Linked DNA regions of Homo sapiens: region 1 is linked to region 2. Evidence: chromatin contacts called from ENCODE Hi-C or POLR2A ChIA-PET data. All regions are on one chromosome and are shown on one strand. Each heading gives the region's core, a stretch centred on a gene start or an enhancer-like site at or near the end of the contact. The rest is flanking DNA. Distances are from core to core; before and after follow the strand shown. Region 1 has its middle 140 kb from the start of NEDD9. Region 2 overlaps LOC105374925 (a long non-coding RNA gene).

What was found. Hi-C counts contacts between places; a loop is a spot of excess contacts on that map. ChIA-PET counts read pairs that join two places held with the same protein, here RNA polymerase II (POLR2A). Pooled maps may share reads with other maps.
Region 1: a loop to region 2 is called in a map of B cell, with 2.1 times the contacts of the local background. The contact joins two enhancer-like sites. A Hi-C loop is called at or near these places in 8 of 168 maps with a recorded cell type or tissue (B cell, CD14-positive monocyte, Caco-2 and 4 more), 27 of 37 single-sample maps with no recorded cell type and 17 of 50 pooled maps. POLR2A ChIA-PET finds 5 or more read pairs at or near these places in 15 of 52 experiments (CD4-positive, alpha-beta T cell, CD4-positive, alpha-beta memory T cell, CD8-positive, alpha-beta T cell and 9 more).

What each region holds. Positions count from the first base shown.
Region 1 is chr6:11,370,573-11,376,138 of GRCh38, forward strand. It overlaps a transcript of NEDD9 not described here. Among named protein-coding and RNA genes, the nearest start is that of NEDD9, 140 kb to the left of the region's middle. RefSeq lists enhancers at 1-163, 164-663. Within about 2 kb of position 3,784, at least 4 of the 41 ENCODE cell types and tissues checked have a DNase peak (open chromatin) inside an H3K27ac peak, as active enhancers do; they include CD14-positive monocyte, where a contact is called at or near this core.
Region 2 is chr6:11,326,642-11,332,390 of GRCh38, forward strand. The region is part of intron 5 of LOC105374925 (a long non-coding RNA gene); the gene reads left to right. It also overlaps a transcript of NEDD9 not described here. Among named protein-coding and RNA genes, the nearest start is that of NEDD9, 97 kb to the left of the region's middle. Within about 2 kb of position 3,935, at least 6 of the 41 ENCODE cell types and tissues checked have a DNase peak (open chromatin) inside an H3K27ac peak, as active enhancers do; they include CD14-positive monocyte, where a contact is called at or near this core.

The sequences.
Region 1 (5,566 bases), core at 2,534-5,033, 44 kb after region 2:
GTCCTTCCCGTTTTGCAAGGGCCATACCAGCTTCACTTCTGAGCAGGCTTCCCTGCTTACAGAGAGCTTCTTTCCCTGCCTGGTAGCACCCGTCCCTCACGCTCACTGGATGATCCACTCACTGGCTCACTCACTCGTTCCTTCAGCAGATGTCCCTCCAGCACCTCCCATGTGCCAAGAACACAGCAGGGGACAAAATAACGTCCTTCACCCACCCACGGAGCCAACGGTTCAGAGGCAGAAACAGACCATAAGCCAGTACGTCAGTCTGCACGGCGTCGGGTGGTGTTGAGGACAGGTGACAACGGGGAGGGTGACAGAGGTGACCCCGTGGCCATTTTGCATGGCATGTGAGGGAGGGCTGGCGGATTGGGTGACTTGTGGCCCAGAGCTGAATGAGGAAGGGGACGGAGCCTGGCAGGGATCTCCCAGAAGGTCCTTCCAGGCAGAGGGACTGTCAGTGCAAACGTCCGGTGTTGGGCACTTTCTTGGCCTTCTGGGGGAACATCAAAGAGGCCACTTAGCTCCTTTTAAAAAAAGACTATTTTTTAGAGCACTTTTGGGTTCACAGCAAAATTGAGAAAAAGGTACAGAGATTTCCCATATACCTCCTGCTCCCACATGCACACAGGCTCTCCCACTGTCGACCTCCCTCCACAGACTGGCACATTTGCTACAATCAATAAACCTGCATTGACACATCATTATGACCCCAAGTCTATAGTTGACAGTAGGGTTCGCACCTGGTGGTGTACATTCTATGGGATTGGGCAAATGCACAGTGACACGCTTCTACCACTATCGTATCACGCAGAGGACTTTCACTGCCCTCAAATCTTCCATGCCTCACCTATTCATCCCTCCCTCCTTGCAGTCCCTGGGAACCCCTGATCTTTTTACTGGTACCCTAGTTTTATCTTTTCCAGAACGTTCTAGTTAGAATCATACAATATACAGCTTTTTCAGATTGGCTTCTTTCACTTAGCAACATATTTAGCTATTTTTTAAATGTGATTTTTGTTTTACAAACGTATTTGTTCTTTCTTCAACTCAAATGTAAGATTTTTTAGAGCAATGGGTTGAAGGTTGTAGATAACAGGTGAGAAATCGTGATGACGCTTTCTTAGAAGAATTCCCCTCTTTGAGGTACATCAACGTGTGCTACACATCCCTGTGTCCTCCAGCCCTTACCTAAAACTTTAATTGGATTATTAGCCCTAGCCTGTGACATGCAAATATTCTAATTAAAGGCTGTTTTTTTTCTTTTTAAAAAAATTCAGTGGATACATAGTAGGTGTATATATTTATGGGTTATATGAGATGTTTTGATACAGGCATGCAATGTGTAATAATCACATCAGGGTACATGGGGTCTCCATCACCTCAAGCATTTATCCTCTGTGTTACAAACAATCCAATTACAATATTTTAGTTATTTTTTAATGTACAATTAAATTATTTTCGACTACGGTCATCCTGTTGTGCTAGCAAATACTAGGTCTTACTCATTCTTTCTATGACTTGTACTCATTATCTATCTCCCCTACCTGCCCCCCATAATCCCCCCCACCCACAACGCTACCCTTCCCAGCCCCTGGTAACCATCCCTCTATTGTCTGTCTTTATGAGTTCAATTATTTTAATTTTTAGCTCCCACAAGTAAGTGAGAACATGTGAAATTTGTCTTTCTGTGCCTGGTTTATTTCACTTAACATAATGACCACTAGTTCCATCCATGTTGCTGCAAATGACTGGATCTCATTCTTTTTTATGGGTGAATAGTACTCCATTGTGTATATGTACCACATTTCCTTTATCCATTTATTTGTTGATGGACACTTAGGTTTCTTCCAAATCTTGGCACTTGTGAAGAGTGCTGCAATAAACACAGGACTGCAGATATGTCTTTAATATATTGATTTCCTTTCTTTTGGGTATATGTGAGTGGGATTGCTGGATCATATGACAGCTCTATTTTTAGTTTTTTGAGGAACCTCCAAACTGTTCTCCACAGTGGTTATACTAATTTACATTCCCACTAACAGTATATGAGGGTTCCCTTTTCTTCACATCCTCAGTAGAATTTGTTATTGCCTGACTTTTGCATATAAGCCATTTTAACTGTGGTGAAATGATATCTCATTGTAGTTTTGATTTGCATTTCTCTGAGGATCAGTGATGTTGAGCACCTATTCATATACCTGCTTGCCATTTGTATTTTTCCTTTTGAGAAATAAGCCTGATATTCTTTCAGGGCATAAATTAAGAATGCAACCCTCCTCTGCCCATGGCCACATATATCATGTAAGAGCAATCTGGCATAGATACTCCAATTCATTTTTTTTAAATGGATTCTCAGTTCTAAACAACATAAACCAATGTCTTTATTTTTAATGCTTGTCTTTGCTTCAGTCAAAAAAACTCCAAAACACAATGAAGGAAGAGGCCAATTGAGTAAACCAGTTACTTAAAGCTAACAAAGAAACAGACATCATCAAGCAGTTCTGTCTTCCCAAATCAATTCTTTTGAAATCAAACACCTTCGTTAAGTGGTTCCTTGAACTGTTTTGCCATAAAAATTAAAAAAAAAAAACTCATGAAGAAAATGAAATAATCATGTACAAAATACCTTTGTCACTTTATTTTTAATACAATTGTATGCAATTTGTTAATTTTCATCATCCTTTATAACTGAATTATATGTGCTTTTGAAAGCTACATAATGAATAACATGTTGTATATAATTGTTAAAATGTGTCTATGGTCATCATATAATTTAGACCTGAGGTCCTCAGTAGAAGACAAAGTCCAGGAAGTCAGAACCTCTGTTCCTCTTTTCACTATACCCCAATACCATATGTATATGGGAGAATGGATTTGATTGACTTGAGTTGTATCTGCAGTGCTTCTTGAAGGCATGAAAACTACTGCGAGTGTTTTAATTACTCAAACCTCCACCCTTCCATATGTAAGCTTCTTGAAAATAGGGATTTTGTCTGGCTGGCTTTCCTGCTGAATCCCCAGCACCTAATATGGTGCCTGGCCCATACAGAGTCCTTAACAGATGTTCAATAAATATTAATATCTACTAAATTATTTTCTGAAATGGATACAGTATCTGAGATGGTTAATTTTACGTGTTAACTTGGCTAAGCCAAGGTACCTAGATATTGATCAAACATTCTTCTGGATGTCACTGCAAAGCTATCTTCTTTAAAAGATTAACATTTAAATGAGTAGGCTTTGAGCAAAACAAATGACCTTCCATAATGTAGGTGGGCCTCCAATCAGTTGAAGGCCTTAATAGAAAAAAGAGCGACATCCACAGAGCAAGAAGGAATTCAGCTAGCAGAGTGCCTTCGGACTCAAGTAGCAATGTCAGTTCTTCCCTGATCTCCAGCTTGCCAGCCTGCCTTGCTGATTTTGGACTTGCCAGTCTCCATAATTGTGTGAACCAACTTCATAAAATAAATCTCTCTCTCTCTCTCTCTCTCTATATATATATGTATATATATACACACACACATTCCATTGGTTCTGTTTGTCTGGAGAACCCTAATACACCCACCTTACTCCTTTGCTCACTCAATGAATCAATCAATATATGTCATTTGCCAGGGATCACTCTCACCCATCAAGACCTCACAACTACTAAAGCCAAACCAGTGATACAACCCCTGAAGTACACTCTTGACTTTAACTTCTCCACTCCGGTGGAGTGACAAAGAGCATTACTTCCTTAATGTTTCGACGATTATATGATGCAAAGCACCTGCATGAGGAACAGGTGCTGAGAGGACACTGTACTTGCTAAAGCCATGTCCTGATAGTGTGACAGAAGGCACCAGCATACTACTGTGCTTTGAGGAGAAAATGCTTCCCATGGTGAGGCTGAGCTGCTGATAGTCTCACTTCCTCTAAATATTTCCACTCTTTACAAGTGAAGCTGTGGGTGGGGAATTTCAGAGTCATGGAAACTAGTCAAAGGTTACTAAAGGTTCATGGACACTACTATTTGATAACTGTGTGGTAGCTGCATAGTCGCATATGCTATAGAAAAAGGTGAATATAAAAAATACATCAATAGGAAGCTTATAGATGAGCACTATATGAAATTTGGTTCTCTTCAGGATCAAGCAAAGTGATGGACCTTCATGGAACCCAATCTGCTGGTCTGGGGAACAATACTTTTGTAAATTAAGTATTCATATAGAACTTTTCCCCAAGGGCTTATCTGGAGGGGAAGTGACAGTGAGAGTGAAAGCCTTAATTTGCCCACAATCAGCATGGGCTAGCCCAGTCACAAATTGTCTGTCCAGGAAGATTCTTTTTTTTCTTTTTGTTTTTATTTTTTAATCTTGGGGAGTCACTTTAGCCCTTTCTTCCTCTCCCATTTAAGACCCCTTCCCTCCTTTGATGTCCCCTAGCTAAAACCTGCTTCTAACTTGAGGCAAAATTTTCACTTCTCTGCTCAAGTAGTTTGTGCATGAAACAGGGATAAATTTGGTGGCAATTGTGCCTTCTTGAAATCCTAACTCTGAACCATCATTTTTGTCAATGACTTAGCACTGCCAACTGATAGAAATGATAGACTGTCATACATTCATGCAATAGGATACTATACAGCTGTGAAAATGAATTATCAACATCTCTTGGCATCAACATGGATAACACTCAGAAATATCATGTTGACCCTAGAGCAAGTCTTGGAAGAATGCTTATGTATGATTATATTTACTTACAGTTCCCAAACAGGCAGAAATTGACTATATGCAAATTGTATATATACCTATGCATATATGTCTATGCATACACTTAGACCTAGGAGGCCAATCAAAAAGTAAAGTAAGGGAATGACTAACAAAATTTTAAGACAATAGTTCCTTTTGTGGTAGGTGATATAATTTGGATGTTTGTCTCCTCCAAATCTCACGCTGAAATGTGATCCACAGTGTTAGAGGTGGGGCCTAGTAGGAGGTATTGGATTATGGGGGCAGATCCCTCATGAGTGGCTTAGTGCTGTCCCTTTGATGGTGAGTGAGTTTTCACTCAGTTAACGCACCCAAGATCTGGTTGTTTAAAGGACTCTGGGACCTCTCCCTTCTGTCCTTTTCTCTCTCTCTTGCCATGTCATATGCTGGCTCCTCCTTCCGCCATGATTGTAACCTTCCTGAGGCCTCACCCGAAGCAGATGCCAGCACCATGCTTTCTGTATACCCTGCAGAACCATAAGTCAATCAACCCTTTTTTCTTTTTTCTTTCTTTTTTTTGAGACGGAGTCTCACTCTATCACTCAGGCTGGAGTGCAGTGGCGTGATCTCGGCTCACTGCAAGCTCCGCCTCCCGGGTTCATGCCATTCTCCTGCCTTAGCCTCCTGAGTAGCTGGGACTACAGGCGCCCGTCACCACACCCAGCTAATTTTTTGTATTTTTAGTAGAGACGGGCTTTCACTGTGTTAGCCAGGGTGGTCTCGATCTCCTGACCTCGTGATCCGCCCGTCTCGGCCTCCCAAAGTGCTGGGATTACTGGCGTGAGCCACCGTGCCCGGTCCCCACTTTTTTTCTT
Region 2 (5,749 bases), core at 2,685-5,184:
ATCATAAAAATTCACCAGCTTCCCTCTGCCCCTCCTGGCCTTTGTCACTGAGAACACAGGAGCACATGGGTGGCTGTCTGAGGCTTGGGCAAGGCCCTGGGCTTGCCTGGGGCCCAGCTGCCCCTGCCCCGTACCATCTTCCTTCCCCCTCCACTCAGGAACAAAAGGTCCCACGGTTCAGGCCATCTGGATTTGGAGCTGTCATTTATAGTCGCCCAAACTTTGAGGATGACTTACTTGTGAAAACATAAGAGATGCATTCAGATAGGAGAAACAATTTTGAGAACCAGGAAAAAGAGAGAAAGAGGTAGAGTTGTGTGGTGAGAAAAGGGATGAATTGGCAGTTGGAGACTTGGGTTTTAGGTAGAGTGACCATGTAACTTATTAATCAAACTGGATTTCTTTTGAGAGCGACAGGGATTCCTACTGGTGATGATGCTGGGACAACAGGAGCACATAGGGACTGTACTGGTGTGGCATGGCCACCATAGTTCTAGGGCATTAATCATCCAACTGTCAGCAAGTCACTTAACATCTCTGGGCCTCAACTTTTGAAGAAAGAGACAATCGGACTACAATTTCCTTAGTCCTTTTACCACTAAGGACCTCTTACTAATCTCTCTCCACAGTCTTCCTGATTTCAAAATTATCATATCAATTAGGTACTGAGTGATATATAATGAGTGCAAGTTCTGTCAATCAGAACTTTTGTCAGCATTGAAATAACCAGTTATTGCACCGCGTTCATACAGTTTTAGGCAAAAGAAAACTTGACATTTTAATACACCTGTGAGTCCTATTTAAAGTACATCGAACAGTTCTGACACCATTTTAGAAAATGATAATAGCTTTTGAGTCCCCTCCAGTATCTTCACAGTCAATAGACCTCGAAGTCTGGAGGTTGAAAGCCACGTTACTCGATGATCTGTTGGTTTATATCCAGTTCTAGTCTTCTCTGATCACCTGATAACTTCAGTGCCTCATGCTATAAAACACAGACAGAGAAAGACGATGGAAAGTGAAAGAGGGCCTGCTGGAAGTCAGAAGCTGCCGTCCATTAATGTGGGTCCAGCAAGAGGGCCTGTGTGAAGATGTTAGATGGGGAGGCAATCCCTCATGCTAGGGTGCCTGGACAAAGTTTCTGCAGAGGGAAAAGAGGATGCTTTGCCTTGGGGCAAATTTCCTCCTGGCTTAAGTCGTCTTAATCCACACCTGGGAGAATTCTTAGGGTGTATTCACAACATTAGGAGATCAACAGGGAGCAGGAATGGAACAGCTGTGCAACAGCTATCTCTTTGCTTCTCTTCCACTTATATGAGCTCACCCTAGGGGGAAAATGGACAGTCAAAAGCCTTCCACAGATCAATAACAGTGGGTAAATCTGAGGTCTGCAGAATCAAAGAGTGAAATAAATAAAGAACAGGCCTGCTGCCTGCTCCCATGGGTAGTACTAGCATTCTAGTTTCTGTGGCAATAAGCTTGCAATGTGCTCAGTGGGGGCAGTGCCACCCACCACGTGGTGCCTGGGAGTGCGTGCATTGGTGGGTGGATGGTTGTGACAATGACCAGAGGAGGACACCACTTGCATTCTGTGCCCTGTTGTGTGCTGGAGACACTCCCATAAGGAAGATTCATCCCACCCAAAATGTCAAAAGTATCTCCACTGAGAAACGCTGAATACAAGAATGGGCTTTACATTCATACATATCAGGAATTACTTGGATCCTGTAACAGGGTTAAAATAATCCTGGACAACTTCCTATGGTGCCAGACCCTTGGGCAGAACTTCCAGATGAAGCAGATTGATTCTAATTGCTCCTGGATAAAAGAAAAGAGCACAGGTCATCCCAGAAGGCACTGGGCAACCCACCCCAAGCCTAACAATATATTAAGTGTTGGGTGTAGGGATGGCTTCTCTTTTCTCTCAAACTTGACAGCACTGTTGAATCATTGTCTTCATTTACTTATGAGATGATTGGCATTGTCCTTTAAAGCAGAACAACTTGAGCTAAAGCTAAAGGCCGGTGTGCAGCAGCCGGGTGACCCTTTGTCTCTACTTTGCCTTCCGTGCTAAGTGTTGACTTCTGCTGAGTTTGATTTCATTCATTTCAGCTAGACATGTCTGGTGAATAAACTTCTTACCAATCTTCCCCTGGAATGGTTGAGTCAGCTCTGGTGTGAGTTAGTGGCCCCAGAGGGGAGCAGGCCAAGACGCCCTCTCCATGAGATACCTCCTAAAAGGGAAGAGGTCATTGATGACCCACAAAGGAGGCCAGGACCATAAACATTTCAGAATTCAGTTGTCTTAAAATCTTAAATAATGACAAACATTTGCTTGTTTGAGCCTTTTAAGTCTTCCCGTCTTTGGACTTGAGCCCCAGTGCCTGGCTGCAGAATTCCATGGTGAGGCACAAGCATGACATCATGTTCAGGAGGAATGCACAGCACATAAAGTCTTGCCTGGGTCAGAGAGAAGTGCTAAGCCCTCAAGAGGGCCCTAAGACAAATGCACAAATATGGCCTAGCACATGTCAAACACCCGTGCAAGGGCAAACATCTTTATGACTTTGGTCCTGGGAAGAGAGACCCGGCTTGGGATTAGAAATTACAGCTGACAAGCTGCTGATGAGGCAGTAATGACATTCAGCGTGGGAATGGTCACTTTGGGAACTGGGAGCTTAGCACACTAGGCTCCAAGTCTCAGAGTGAAGCCCGGGGCAACTCCTTCACCTTGGCTGGAATAAGTTAACTCACCCCACAACCTGTCCCCCAGGACCTTTCTCTGCCTTCCTTTGGGGTTATAGGCTTCCCTGCAGTTCTTTAGGGTTTTGACGCACAGGACAATTTAACATCAAGGGAATGCCCAAGTTGGGGGAAGAATATCTTTCTTGGCTATAAATGTTACTCTGAAATTCTTCTCAACTGTAATGTTTTAAGAGCACTTACAATGTGCCTGACCTGCCCTGTGCAATGTCCCTCCCCTCTTAGAGCTTACAACTCATAAGCACGCTTGCAGATGTCCTCCCTGATCCCCAGAGCTCCAGCCAACTTCAGTGTAGGGGTCCCCTAGGGGACATTTAGCAATGTCTCGAGATGTTTTTTGACTGCCACAACTGGGTGGGGGGGGCGGTGGCTGTTACTGGCATGTAGGGGATAGAGACCAGGGAGGCTTCTAAACATCCTATAATGCACAGGACATCCCCACCCCCAACAAAGAAGAATCCAGTCCAAGATGGCAATAGTGCTAAGCCTGAGCAACCCTGCACTGGGGAGGGCCTTGCCTTTGCATAAGCCAAGAAGGAAATTACTTAGATTTGCACCATCCAATGGGGAGCTTCCTGTGAGACCAGAAATGATCAGTATCTGTGCTGTCCGATGTGGGAGCTACCAGCCACATGTGGTTATTGAGTGGGTCAAACGTGGCCAGTGTGACTGAGGTAGTGAGTTTTTTATTTTATGTAATTTTAATTAATTAAATTGTAATCGTCCCATGCAACTGGTAGCTACTCTGTTAGGCAGCACGAGTCCATACAGCGGGAGCTTAGATGCACTGAGATCACCTGCCCCCTAGTCAGATGTCCTTTCCACTGGTTTATGACTGAGAATCCAAAGTTAGACACTCCTTCTTTAGCTAAGACTTTAACCCGTGTTGGTATGACATTATCTGTGGGAGGGAGAAGACCTTTAACTTGTAAAGAGCTGTTGCTAATTTAATATGACTAACGGATCTGAAAGATATTTTGGCGGGAACAGAGAGCACTAAGAGGCCTAGGGTAAAAAACAGGACCCCGTGAGAATGACCAGGGGGTAAGCTTGGGGAGGGGCTAACTAGGATACACTGGGGGAGGTGGAGACATAGGCTAGACGTAGCAAAGGCAACCAGTGCTTTCTTTCCTCATATACACTCTGCTGAGACTGGAAGCCAATCACTCAGCATTCTCATCAGACTCATGTCTGTGAAAACCAGAGCCAAAGAGTGCCAGGAAAGACAAGGTCCGTGACAAAGGGCAGCCTGTTTCCTGCTTTTTCTCTTCCTCCTTGTGGCTTTTAGTCTAAGTCCCCAAGCACTGAAATATTTTGGTGCCTCCTCCCATATATAAACCCAGATTAAAGCAATACTAAACCACAAAACATAAAATGATTTCTTTTTATCAGTTATAAAATTCTGGATAAGTCCATGAAAGCCTCATTGTTCTGACTTTGGCTGGCACCCCAAGCAAGTAAGCACCTTGTTGTTAACCTAGCACTGCTTTAGGGTCTGAGTATTAGGGCTGTTTTCTCCGTAATCCGTTGTTTATCTAGTCTATTGTGCAAATTTTCACAAATGGAATATTGTGTAGATACTCTACTCTACAGACTCTAGAGAAGAAAGTCAGCAACCTCACCTGGTAAGCTCCACCTACCCATGTTTCTAGAGAGGGGAAAAAATAGCTGAAACAAATCAAACCAAACCCAAAATGCTCTTTTCCTCAATGTTCTGCAGGGCTCAAATGTGAGCTTCTGGTAGTATCGGCTTTGGTGATCTCCATGGGGAACAGTGGAGACTGATCTCAAACAGTGAGTTCACCAGAATTATGGCAGTGAAGGGGAACTGCGGTATAAGAATTGCTAAAAAGATAAAAATTGTTCTGTCCAGAGAGACGCAAGTTGAGAGAGATGTAGGGCTGAGAGAATAGATAGTTGTGAGCATTTACTCCTCCACAAATCATGAGTTTTTCTGAAGCAACAGGGTGAGGCGGGGGTGGGGGGTGTGGACAGGAAGGTAGATAAATTTAAAACAGTAAAATAGTAAAAGGAAGTATTATATAAAACAGTGTGGCGGTGGTGGGAGTGGGGAGGAGATATGACTTAAGAATTTTTTATCCCAACGCTAAAGGGTGCAAAAATAAAAGGGTTCAAAAAATGTTTAAATGTAAAATGACAGTTCCATAACAAATTATTGACTGGAGGAAACTGAAGATGTTTAAAGCTAATCTCATGAGATTAGCATAGGAGGTGCTCCATCTCCTTCCAAAAACGACCCCTTGCCATTCTCCAAAATGCAACACTTAGACCTGCCTGATCATGAATCTTTGGGTTTATTTCATATGGCCACACTTGTTGTGGAATAAGGTCAATTAAACCTCACGGGTAAGTTTGCAATTAACTGACATTTGACATAAGCAGCTTTTACGGGTTGGTGCTGAAACAGGCTGAGAAACACAATCCCTCCCTGGGTAGAACTAGGAGCTTTCCTGTGGCAGCAGCAAGCCCAGACATACAGAGGGCTGGAGGGGAGCTGTAGTTCAAATGCAGTAATAGCTGTTTTTAAACTGATCCGCTCTAAGTCTTTGAGTGCAATGGCTGATTATTGGGTCAACAAACATGAAAAGCATTGTCATTGGCCCAAGTTTGAACCAGAAGCAACATGTCTTTCATGAGCATTTAGGATGAAAGATGTAAGATTAGAAAAAAATGTTGGTAACAGTGAGCATCATTTGAGGGTCTTTGTAATGTGTGTTTTGCCCTAAGAGGAAAAGTAAGGCAAGATCTATGAAATGTCCTTGATCTTTTTGCAACCTAGAGTTGTAGGCCCTGCATTACCTTCATGTTTCCATTTCAAGAACTGCCAGGTTTGTTTTCCAATGAAACTTTCAACTGTCAGCTTAATAAGACTGTGACCATGTGGTGCAGTGAACAATGGTTCAAGGACTACTTCACTGAGTGTGAATTTGACTACATTATGCCTATTCTTAAAATCCTTAAAATT